Linked DNA regions of Homo sapiens: region 2 is linked to region 1. Evidence: chromatin contacts called from ENCODE Hi-C or POLR2A ChIA-PET data. All regions are on one chromosome and are shown on one strand. Each heading gives the region's core, a stretch centred on a gene start or an enhancer-like site at or near the end of the contact. The rest is flanking DNA. Distances are from core to core; before and after follow the strand shown.

The links. Hi-C counts contacts between places; a loop is a spot of excess contacts on that map. ChIA-PET counts read pairs that join two places held with the same protein, here RNA polymerase II (POLR2A). Pooled maps may share reads with other maps.
Region 2: a loop to region 1 is called in a pooled map of gastrocnemius medialis, with 2.3 times the contacts of the local background. The contact joins the promoter of HTRA1 here to the enhancer-like site in region 1. A Hi-C loop is called at or near these places in 1 of 50 pooled maps. POLR2A ChIA-PET finds 5 or more read pairs at or near these places in 2 of 52 experiments (H1 and activated CD4-positive, alpha-beta T cell).

What each region holds. Positions count from the first base shown.
Region 1 is chr10:122,041,904-122,046,741 of GRCh38, forward strand. The region is part of intron 2 of TACC2 (transforming acidic coiled-coil containing protein 2); the gene reads left to right. Among named protein-coding and RNA genes, the nearest start is that of TACC2, 55 kb to the left of the region's middle. Within about 2 kb of position 2,973, at least 11 of the 41 ENCODE cell types and tissues checked have a DNase peak (open chromatin) inside an H3K27ac peak, as active enhancers do.
Region 2 is chr10:122,458,098-122,462,844 of GRCh38, forward strand. It overlaps HTRA1 (HtrA serine peptidase 1), which reads left to right and starts at 3,456. Exons shown (of 9, transcript NM_002775.5): 1 at 3,456-4,027. The coding sequence starts at 3,556. It overlaps HTRA1-AS1 (HTRA1 and ARMS2 antisense RNA 1), which reads right to left and starts at 3,308. Exons shown (of 3, transcript XR_946382.3): 1 at 2,852-3,308; 2 at 398-1,814.

The sequences.
Region 1 (4,838 bases), core at 1,723-4,222:
TAAATGTGTAAAATGTTAACTTTGGGAGGAGCTGTTCTTTTCTTTTTTCTTTTCTTTTTTGAGACGGAGTCTCGCTCTGTCACCCAGGCTGGAGTGCAGTGGCGCGATCTCGGCTCACTGCAAGCTCCACCTCCCAGGTTCACGCCATTCTTCTGCCTCAGCCTCCCGAGTAGCTGGGACCACAGGCGCCCGCGACCACGCCCGGCTAACTTTTTGTATTTTTAGTAGAGACGGGGTTTCACCGTGTTAGCCAGGATGGTCTCAATCTCCTGACCTCGTGATCTGCCCATCTCAGCCTTCCAAAGTGCTGGGATTACAGGCGTAAGCCACTGCACATGGCCTTTTCTTCTTCTTTTTGAGAGAGAGTCTCACTCTGTCGCCCAGGCTGGAGTTCAGTGGCACAGTCTCAGCTCACTGCAACCTCTGCCTCCCGGGGTCAAGCGATTCTCCTGCCTCAGCCTCCCAAGTAGCTGGGATTACAGGTCCCTGCCACCATGCCCAGCTAATTTTTCTATTTTTAGTAGAGATGGGGTTTCACCATGTTGGCCAGGCTGGTCTCGAACTCCTGACCTCAAGTGATCCACCCGCCTCAGCCTCCCAAAGTTCTGGAATTACATGCTTGAGCCACTGCACCCAGCCTGAACTTCTGATTAACTGCTTTTGCTCTAAGCTGAGATAGCCAATGGGGCTCTTCATTAATGAGTTTTGAATCTGTTTCTTCTTTATACAGTAACAACCAGCATGTACAATGTCTACGTGGTCTAGCCTTGTCCTTTATTTAACCTTCAGAACAACCCTGCAGTTATGACCCCCATTCTACAGATACGGTACTCGAGGTGTAGAACCCAGAGACTTACAGCTAAATAAGCAGTAAAGCTTGGGTTTCAGAACAATTGTACTCAGCTTCCTGCCTGCTCATTCTTAAACCATGCTGCTGTAGCATGAAAATGAGTGGATACAGGGATTCTAGAGGGGCAAAAGAAATAAAGTTTATGTCTGCACTTTAAGTATAATCAAGTAAACATCACAGCATGGTACAGGCCATCCTGACATGCCCAGCTCTTTGAATAAAGAGACTCTCCCTTTTATTTGTACAGTTGTTGTTTACAAGGCATTCCTATCACCCACTGAGGTAGGGAAGGGCAGAGATTGTGGTCCCCAGTTTATTGACGGAGAGAGAGAGGCTTGGAGAGAGGAACTGATCTGACCAAGGGCACATGGATTTGGATTTTCTGACCTCATCCAATTCTCTTTAAATCATATTGTTTCTAAAATATTAAATACATACAGGTCATCAACATTGGGTATGTTTTTGAAGCCTTTAGTCTGCCACCTACAAACTACAGACATCAGAACATGTCACCTCTTACATCTTTGAGGTTCCTGAATCCTTTTAGGGTAATGGCCACCGCTTGTGACCCAAATGCTTCTGAGGAAGGGAAGGCAGATATGATTTACTAAATATCACTCATTCATTCACTAAATTCAAAATTCCATGAGGGTAGTAGGAACCATGTGTCTCTTTTTATAATTAGATTTCTTTCTTTCTTTCTTTCTCTTTCTTTCTTTCTTTTTCTCTTTCTTTTTCTTTCTTTCTTTTTCTCTTTCTTTTTCTTTCTTTTCTTTCTTTCTCTCTCTCTCTGTCTCTCTGTCTCTCTCTCTCTCTTTCTTTCTTCCTTTCTTCCTTTCTTTCTTTCTTACAGAGTCTCACTCTGTTGCCAGACTGAAGTGCAGTGCACAATCTTGGCTTACTGCAACCTCCACCTCCCAGGTTCAAGTGATTCTTGTGTTTCAGCCTCCTGAGTAGCTGGGACTACAGGTGCCCACCACCACACCTGGCTAATTTTTGTACTTTTAGTAGAGATGAGGTTTCGCCATGTTGGCCAGCCTGGGTTCGAACTCCTGACCGCAAGTGATCTGCCCGCCTCGGCCTCCCAAAGTGCTGGGATTACAGGCATGAGCCACTGTGCCTGGCCAAATTTTACTTTAGAGTATTTTCAGATTTATAGAAAAGTTGCAAAGATTGTATGGAGAGCTCCCATATAGATGCTTCCCCGGCTTCTCCTAAAGTTAACATTTTACACCATGCCTGTTTTAGTCATCAGTGTCTACCCAGAACCTAGACCCAGCCCTTACTATTCATGAGGCATAATCATCAAAACACACGTCAAACTCTATTCTGTTATTTTCCATCTTTTAAAGGAAGAGTGAGGACTCAAACCCAGCTCTCTCGGGCTTCGAAGCTTATTCATTTCTTCTGCTCTATCGTGCTGTATCACATCAGAAAACATTCCGTTTGCGGAAAGCTGAAATCCCACGCTGGCAGCCTTTCGCTTGTTGGCCTGACAGAGTGCCTGCTAGGTTAGGCTGAGGTGTCCTCTGCAACCTGTATTCGTCAATCTTTTGTACCCCCTTGGAGGGGAAGAAACATTTGGGATGGTCTAGCAGAACTGGTGTGAGCATTTGCCTTCCCTTGACAGGGAAGATGGGCAGCCGGCTGGCTCTAGCACAGAGCATGTGTTCATCCTCCATATTTGGTCAGCCTGGCAGTTGTTTCTGAAATCCGATTCCTAATGCCATGGGGATGACCTTTGGTCTGCTTCCCAGCATTCACCTGCAGTCAAGCTGCTCCCAAGGAGCTCGTTCAAAGAGGGGGCGACTTAGGCAGACACTCTGGTCATGATCTAACCATGTTAATTAAGCATGGTTTAATTAACTCTATTGGCATGACCAGTAAGCAGTGGTCTAGAGTGATGGAGCGTTTAAGAGGTAAGTGGAATTTTTTTTTTTTTTTTATGGTGAAATGCTTTAGCTCTTTACAAAGTATATTTTTTAGGACTGGAAAATTGCTGTAACTGTTTAAAGATTGCTTTAAAATAGACTCCAGGCTCTGGAGTGTTCCAGAGCCAACGAAAGACTGTTTGTTTACTCAAGCAATGGCAGCGAGGGAAAGATTTGAAGAAGCAACTGGGCGAGTCCACGTGTCCTGTAAGGCTTGCCAATTGTTTTTCCAGCCTGCGATTTGGAAGTGTAAAGGGTAACTTTAGAAATGCATGCTGTTTTGCAGTGACGCCTGCTGACACACAGGTCCTTTGGAATCCAGTAAGCAATAGAGCTTAAGACTATCTCTAAGACGGGGAACAGGAAGGGGGATTCAAAAGCACAGGGAAATGTGGCAAAAGCGAGAGTTCCCAGGGCTGAGGGTACGTCTTTCGATTTGCAGACATGGCCACCAGACTAAATAAGAATAATCTACTTTTCATACATTCAACAAATATTTATGGACTGCCTCTTCTGTGCCAGGTGCTATTCTGGGCATCAAATCTAGGCTCCTATACCACATTATTCTCAAATGTCCAATTGCTATAATTCCTTGGAGCATAGCAGCAAAATGGCAGAGGCCATAGAGCAACGAATTCCACTGTATGGCGAAGCAGCGTAAGGCAGGGACAAGAGCACAGACTCTGGAGCCAAACCATCCTGGTCCAAATCCTGGCTCCACCACTTCCAAGCTGTGTGATCTTGGGCAAGTGGCTTAACCTCTCTGTGCCCAGTATTCTTAGCTATAACATCGGGCTCTAAGGATTGAATGAGTTTAAATATGTAAAGCACTTAAAAGAGCAGTACTAGACACACAGAAAGTGTTCCTAATAATTAGGTTGCTGCTGTCGTAGCAGAAAGAGAGCTATGTAAATGCTGGGTGTCAGTATTCTTGTGGAAAGAGCACTGGACTTCAAGGTGGGAGACTTGCAGAGGGCAGAAGGCAAGCCTCTCTGTTTCTTATCTGGAAAATGGAAAACATGATTTTACCTGCCTGGTATAGCTCACGGGGATTTTATAAGAATCAAATGGATGTCAAAGAGCTTTGAAAAGTGCAATGTGCCATTCATACAGATAGTTTTGTTGCTTTTAACTCCATCCAGATATGTTTGTGTTGGGGAGAACTAGTATCATTCTTGCAGATTAGCTTTCTATTAGAAAAAGAAGTGGGCCGGGTGCCATGGCTCATGCCTGTAATCCCGGCACTTTGGGAGGCCAAGGCGCATGGATCACGAGTCAGGAGATCGAGACCAGCCTGCCAACATGGTGAGACCCCCATCTCTACTAAAAAAAAATACAAAATTAGCTGGGTGTGGTGGTGCATGCCTGTAGTCCCAGCTGTTCGGGAGGCTGAGGCAGGAGAATTGCTTGAACCCGGGAAGCGGAGGTTGCAGTGAGCTGAGATCACGCCATTGCACTCCAGCCTGGGCAACAAGAGCAAAACTCCATCTCAAAAATCATAATAATAGGGCTGGGTGTGGTGGCTCACGCCTGTAATCCCAGCACTTTGGGAGGCCGAGGCGGGTGGATCTCGAGGCCAGGAGATTGAGACCATCCTGGCTAACACGGTGAAACCCCGTCTCTACTAAAAATACAAAAAATTAGCCGGGCGTGGTGGTGGGCGCCTGTAGTCCCAGCTGCTCGGGAGGCTGAGGCCGGATAATCACTTGAACCCAGGAGGCGGAGCTTACAGTGAGCCAAGATCTCGCCACTGCACTCCAGCCTGGGTGACAGAGTGAGACTCTGTCTCAAAATATAATAATAAAAATAAATAATAATTAAAAAAAGAAAAAAAGAAAGAGAAGTGGAGCTGAAAAGGGAGAGACGCCTGCCTTTTGTTTTTTTCTTCAAAGACAAATCCAAGCCCTTGTTATAGTCCATCTGCCTGAGGAAATATAGCCCGTGGTCCCTTTCTTCTCCTGGACTTGGAGCAAAGATCTGTCTCCTTATTCCATCTGTTGTTTGCATCTGTCTGGGCTATTATTTGTCTTCTTTCCAGAATTAAAAGAAATCTTGCT
Region 2 (4,747 bases), core at 2,206-4,705, 420 kb after region 1:
CTGATTAAGGCTCTGGCATCTGTGGTGTTTCATTGTTCATTATTCATGAATAGACTTGGCCCTGTTCAAAACTAAAGCTTCAATGCTGCAAATGAGGGCTGCAGAGAGGATGTTGGGGAACTCGTCTGTTTGGCTTCAAAACTGCCCCCTTTCCTCTGGAAAAATCCTCTCTAGAATACCGTGCCAAGGCCTGGTGAGTGAGAAATGAGTTTTCATGATGTATCAAAAGAAAAATGCTTCTTTTAAGAAAACGTCTTTATAAATGGCAGCAGATGGGGAAGAATCTAAAAGAAAGAGCAACGCTTGCAGGTTGAAAGCATTACCTCCAGATATGGAGACGTTAGGACTAAGGGAAGGTCAGAGATGGGCCCACGAGGCCAGGTTTCAATGGACTTACCATTTCCTTCTTCGTGCATCCACTGATGGACACACGTAGGCACACGCACCAACAGCCTCCCATGTGGACAGTCCAGGGTGCCCAGAACCCTTCCAGCAAGACTTTGATTTCTGTTTCGAAGGATTTCTTGAGGCCCCTCTGTAGAGCTGCTTGTCTTCTTCATAACCGGTGCCTGGGTCAGAGCAGGTGGGGTGAGCTGCACTCACAGCTGGGAGGTGAGTCTGTGATCTCATTGTGCAGTGGCCCTGCCAGGTTGCTCTTTCTAAAACCTTGGGTATTGCAAATTCTGCTTCTTAGGGACCGCTTGGTCCCCCAGTCCTCCCCCTGCTGACTCCCTTCCTGATGAAGCCACCAGCATGGCTCTCAGGGTAGTGCTGTCTTCCTTCTCTAGAACAGCCACGTGGCCCCAGGGCTGGCACTTACTGGTCACCGTGGTTACAGACGCCTCTTCTAGGCTGTGAACTGTCACAGGAGTGGGTCCACTTCGGCCGACACTTCCTCAGGGGTATTAAGTAGCTGGGGGTCCCCCTGAGTCTCCATCACCCTCTTACCCATTCTCCACCCCCTCCCCCACCACACATACACTCTACTCCCCCAGTGCTGAATAACTTGCCAAAGCACTGTGCTGGCACTGGGGCATGGTAAAGAAGACGGGGCCTCTGCCCTAGGGAGGAGGTGATGAGGGCAGGAATAGCAGCACAGAGGGTGAGAGGCAGAGACAATGGCACTGAGTGGGGGCACGAGGATGGAAGAGGAGCATGCTAGATGGGACGATGGGACCCAGCACTGACCAAATAGAAGCTTGTGGGTGGCACATCAGTCACTCCAGGGACATATGTGGTCACTGCCATTTTCCTAATGAAACTCCTCCAGTTATTAAACAAAGGCCCAGAGTCACAGACTTAAGGACCAGAAGTGGGATTTGAACCCAAGTCCCCCAGATGACAGGGCTCCCACGTGCTTCTCTAGGTCACATGAGCCCACGCTGGAGGGGAGGAGGGGTGTTTCAAGAAGAGGGGAGATGTGGGCAAAGAAAGGCACAGAGACCGTAAGCAGACAGGTGTGTTCCAGAAAATGCAAGTTATTTGGCACTGGGGGAGCAGAATGTATATGTGGTGGGGGAGGGGTGGAAAATGGGTGAGAGGGTGGTGGAGACTCAGTGGGATCCCCAGCTACTTAATTCCCCAACAGGGAAAGAGCCTAGAAACTCCCTCCACCTCCCGCAAAGCAGTGGGGAAGTTGCGGCCACACTGTTTTCGGTCCGCTCATTCCCTCTGCAGTCTGGCTGCTCAGGGGGATGGAGGAGGATGGGGCTTGCAGGCAGGCACAGCCGGTTTGGAAGGTGTCCTGGCTCCAGCACTCAACTTGTGGCATGACACTCAGGGGAGTCACCCTTTCTGGCCCTCAGTTTTCTCCTCTGTAAAATAAGGAAATTCGACAAAAATAAGTTATCACCAATTTATTCACCACCACGTGTCCTTTTAATTCCATCTGCCCCAGGACTGCAGTGGGGAGTCTTTCTTTGCCGATGGACTTCGAAAATCATCACCCCCCGCATTTTTTGTGGTTAACCACAGCTAGCCAGGAACTCAGGGCTTCTCATCAGCAGAGGCCTCTGCCTCTCCAGTATCCAGGGCCGAATGGATTTTGGGTCAAGGCCTCCCTCCCGCAGCCAGGAGGCCCTGGCTTTATGGAATATCGCTTGGAGTCCAGGGAGTCAGCATGGGGACCCCGACAGCTTTCCCATGCCCCAGGCTCCTGGGCCTTTCTGGGGGACCCCTCTGGACCTTGGGCATTAACAAGGTTCATATTTGGAAGGTGCTTTGAGGGGGCTTATAGGTATTTGGAGTTTACTTTTTAAACTATTTGTATTGGAAAAATAACGTGTGCACAAGGGAACAACCCAAATACAGAAGAATATTAAAATCCCCAAGCCCCCAGCCCCCTCCCATGCTACTCTATCCCAAAGTCAGCTCTGCCGGCTCACCCAACCCTGGGTGCCTCTGCCCAGGGTGGGGGTGGAGGTTTGAGGGTTCGGGATGAGGGCTGGACGAAGGGCCTCCTCTCAGGTCCTTGGACACGAGCTGTGCCCATCTGCTCAGTGTGGACCCAGGACTACTGCCCACAGGCCTGGTGCTGCCTGGGCACCCAGACCCACCTCCAGGGTCGCCCTCAGCCCTCCTGATGACTCTCGGACTCGCATCTGTCCCAACGGATGCACCAAAGATTCTCCAGTGGGAAATCAAATTTTTGATAACAAGTGTTTTGAAATAATCACGCACTTGGTGAAAAATCAAAAGAGGGGAAAACCCCTTTCCCATCTGAGACCGCTCCACCCTCGCCAGTTACGAGCTGCCGAGCCGCTTCCTAGGCTCTCTGCGAATACGGACACGCATGCCACCCACAACAACTTTTTAAAAGAATCAGACGTGTGAAGGATTCTATTCGAATTACTTCTGCTCTCTGCTTTTATCACTTCACTGTGGGTCTGGGCGCGGGCTTTCTGCCAGCTCCGCGGACGCTGCCTTCGTCCGGCCGCAGAGGCCCCGCGGTCAGGGTCCCGCGTGCGGGGTACCGGGGGCAGAACCAGCGCGTGACCGGGGTCCGCGGTGCCGCAACGCCCCGGGTCTGCGCAGAGGCCCCTGCAGTCCCTGCCCGGCCCAGTCCGAGCTTCCCGGGCGGGCCCCCAGTCCGGCGATTTGCAGGAACTTTCCCCGGCGCTCCCACGCGAAGCCGCCGCAGGGCCCCCTTGCAAAGTTCCATTAGTTTGAAGGACGCGAATCTCAGCGAGAGAACCTGCGGAAAGCGAATATGTGGGGCGCGCAGACGGGGAAACTGAGTCCCGCGAGAGGGCCGGCCTGTGCGCTGCCCCGCCCGCGCCCCGCCAGCACCGCCGTGCCCGGGCGCGCCCGCCCTGCCCCCTCCGCGGGCGGTCCCGGTCCAGCCGCCCGCCCTCCCTCCCGCCATCCGGCCAGCCCCCATCCCGGGCGCCGTGCCCGTCCCCAAGGCGGCTCGTCACCGCTGCGAGGCCAATGGGCTGGGCCGCGCGGCCGCGCGCACTCGCACCCGCTGCCCCCGAGGCCCTCCTGCACTCTCCCCGGCGCCGCTCTCCGGCCCTCGCCCTGTCCGCCGCCACCGCCGCCGCCGCCAGAGTCGCCATGCAGATCCCGCGCGCCGCTCTTCTCCCGCTGCTGCTGCTGCTGCTGGCGGCGCCCGCCTCGGCGCAGCTGTCCCGGGCCGGCCGCTCGGCGCCTTTGGCCGCCGGGTGCCCAGACCGCTGCGAGCCGGCGCGCTGCCCGCCGCAGCCGGAGCACTGCGAGGGCGGCCGGGCCCGGGACGCGTGCGGCTGCTGCGAGGTGTGCGGCGCGCCCGAGGGCGCCGCGTGCGGCCTGCAGGAGGGCCCGTGCGGCGAGGGGCTGCAGTGCGTGGTGCCCTTCGGGGTGCCAGCCTCGGCCACGGTGCGGCGGCGCGCGCAGGCCGGCCTCTGTGTGTGCGCCAGCAGCGAGCCGGTGTGCGGCAGCGACGCCAACACCTACGCCAACCTGTGCCAGCTGCGCGCCGCCAGCCGCCGCTCCGAGAGGCTGCACCGGCCGCCGGTCATCGTCCTGCAGCGCGGAGCCTGCGGCCAAGGTACTCCGCCGCGCTCCTGGGCAGCTCCCCACTCTCTCCATCCCAGCTCGGACCTGCTTCTGCGGGACTGGTGGGCAGGTTGAGGGGCAGCGAAGCGTTGTGGGGTGGCCAGGGCAACTCTCGGGGACAGGCAGGTGGGCCCCGGGGTGGCGGATTTCCGCGGGCTGCCTCGGAACCGAGCTTCGCGCCCAGCCCGGGGCCGGTTCTGCGCCCAGACGATGCCAGTACGCCCGGCCTGCACTCTGGGGCTCGAGACGCCGGGCGACCGGCCATGGAGTGCCCTGAGGGCAACCACACAGCGCGGGGACCCCAGGACAAATAAGAGGAATGGGGGCATAAAGGAAGGAGAGAAGTTCAGGACTGGGAATTGGCGCCTCGCAGAGCGGCTTCAGGACCACAAGAAGTCATTTCGGTTGCTTTTTCTTCTATTTACGTCCTCCGTCCCCTTTAAAATTCACTGCTTTGATCACGGGACCGCTCAGTGAAAACTGTATGTAACTCTTTTGGAAAGGAACAGTGTTTGCCGGCCCGCCCCGGAGTTTCTCCAAAAAGTCTACCCCGAGCAGGGAACGGTTTGGCACCGCTCTCGTTTCGGCGGCGTTGCTGCCTGTCTTGCTTTCCTCGTTTTGAGCCAGCCCTACAAAAATGAAAGTGGCTCCTTTTGAATAAGCTGAATCGGGCTTTGGATCACGAAATCTGCAGAGGCGGAGAAGGGACCGG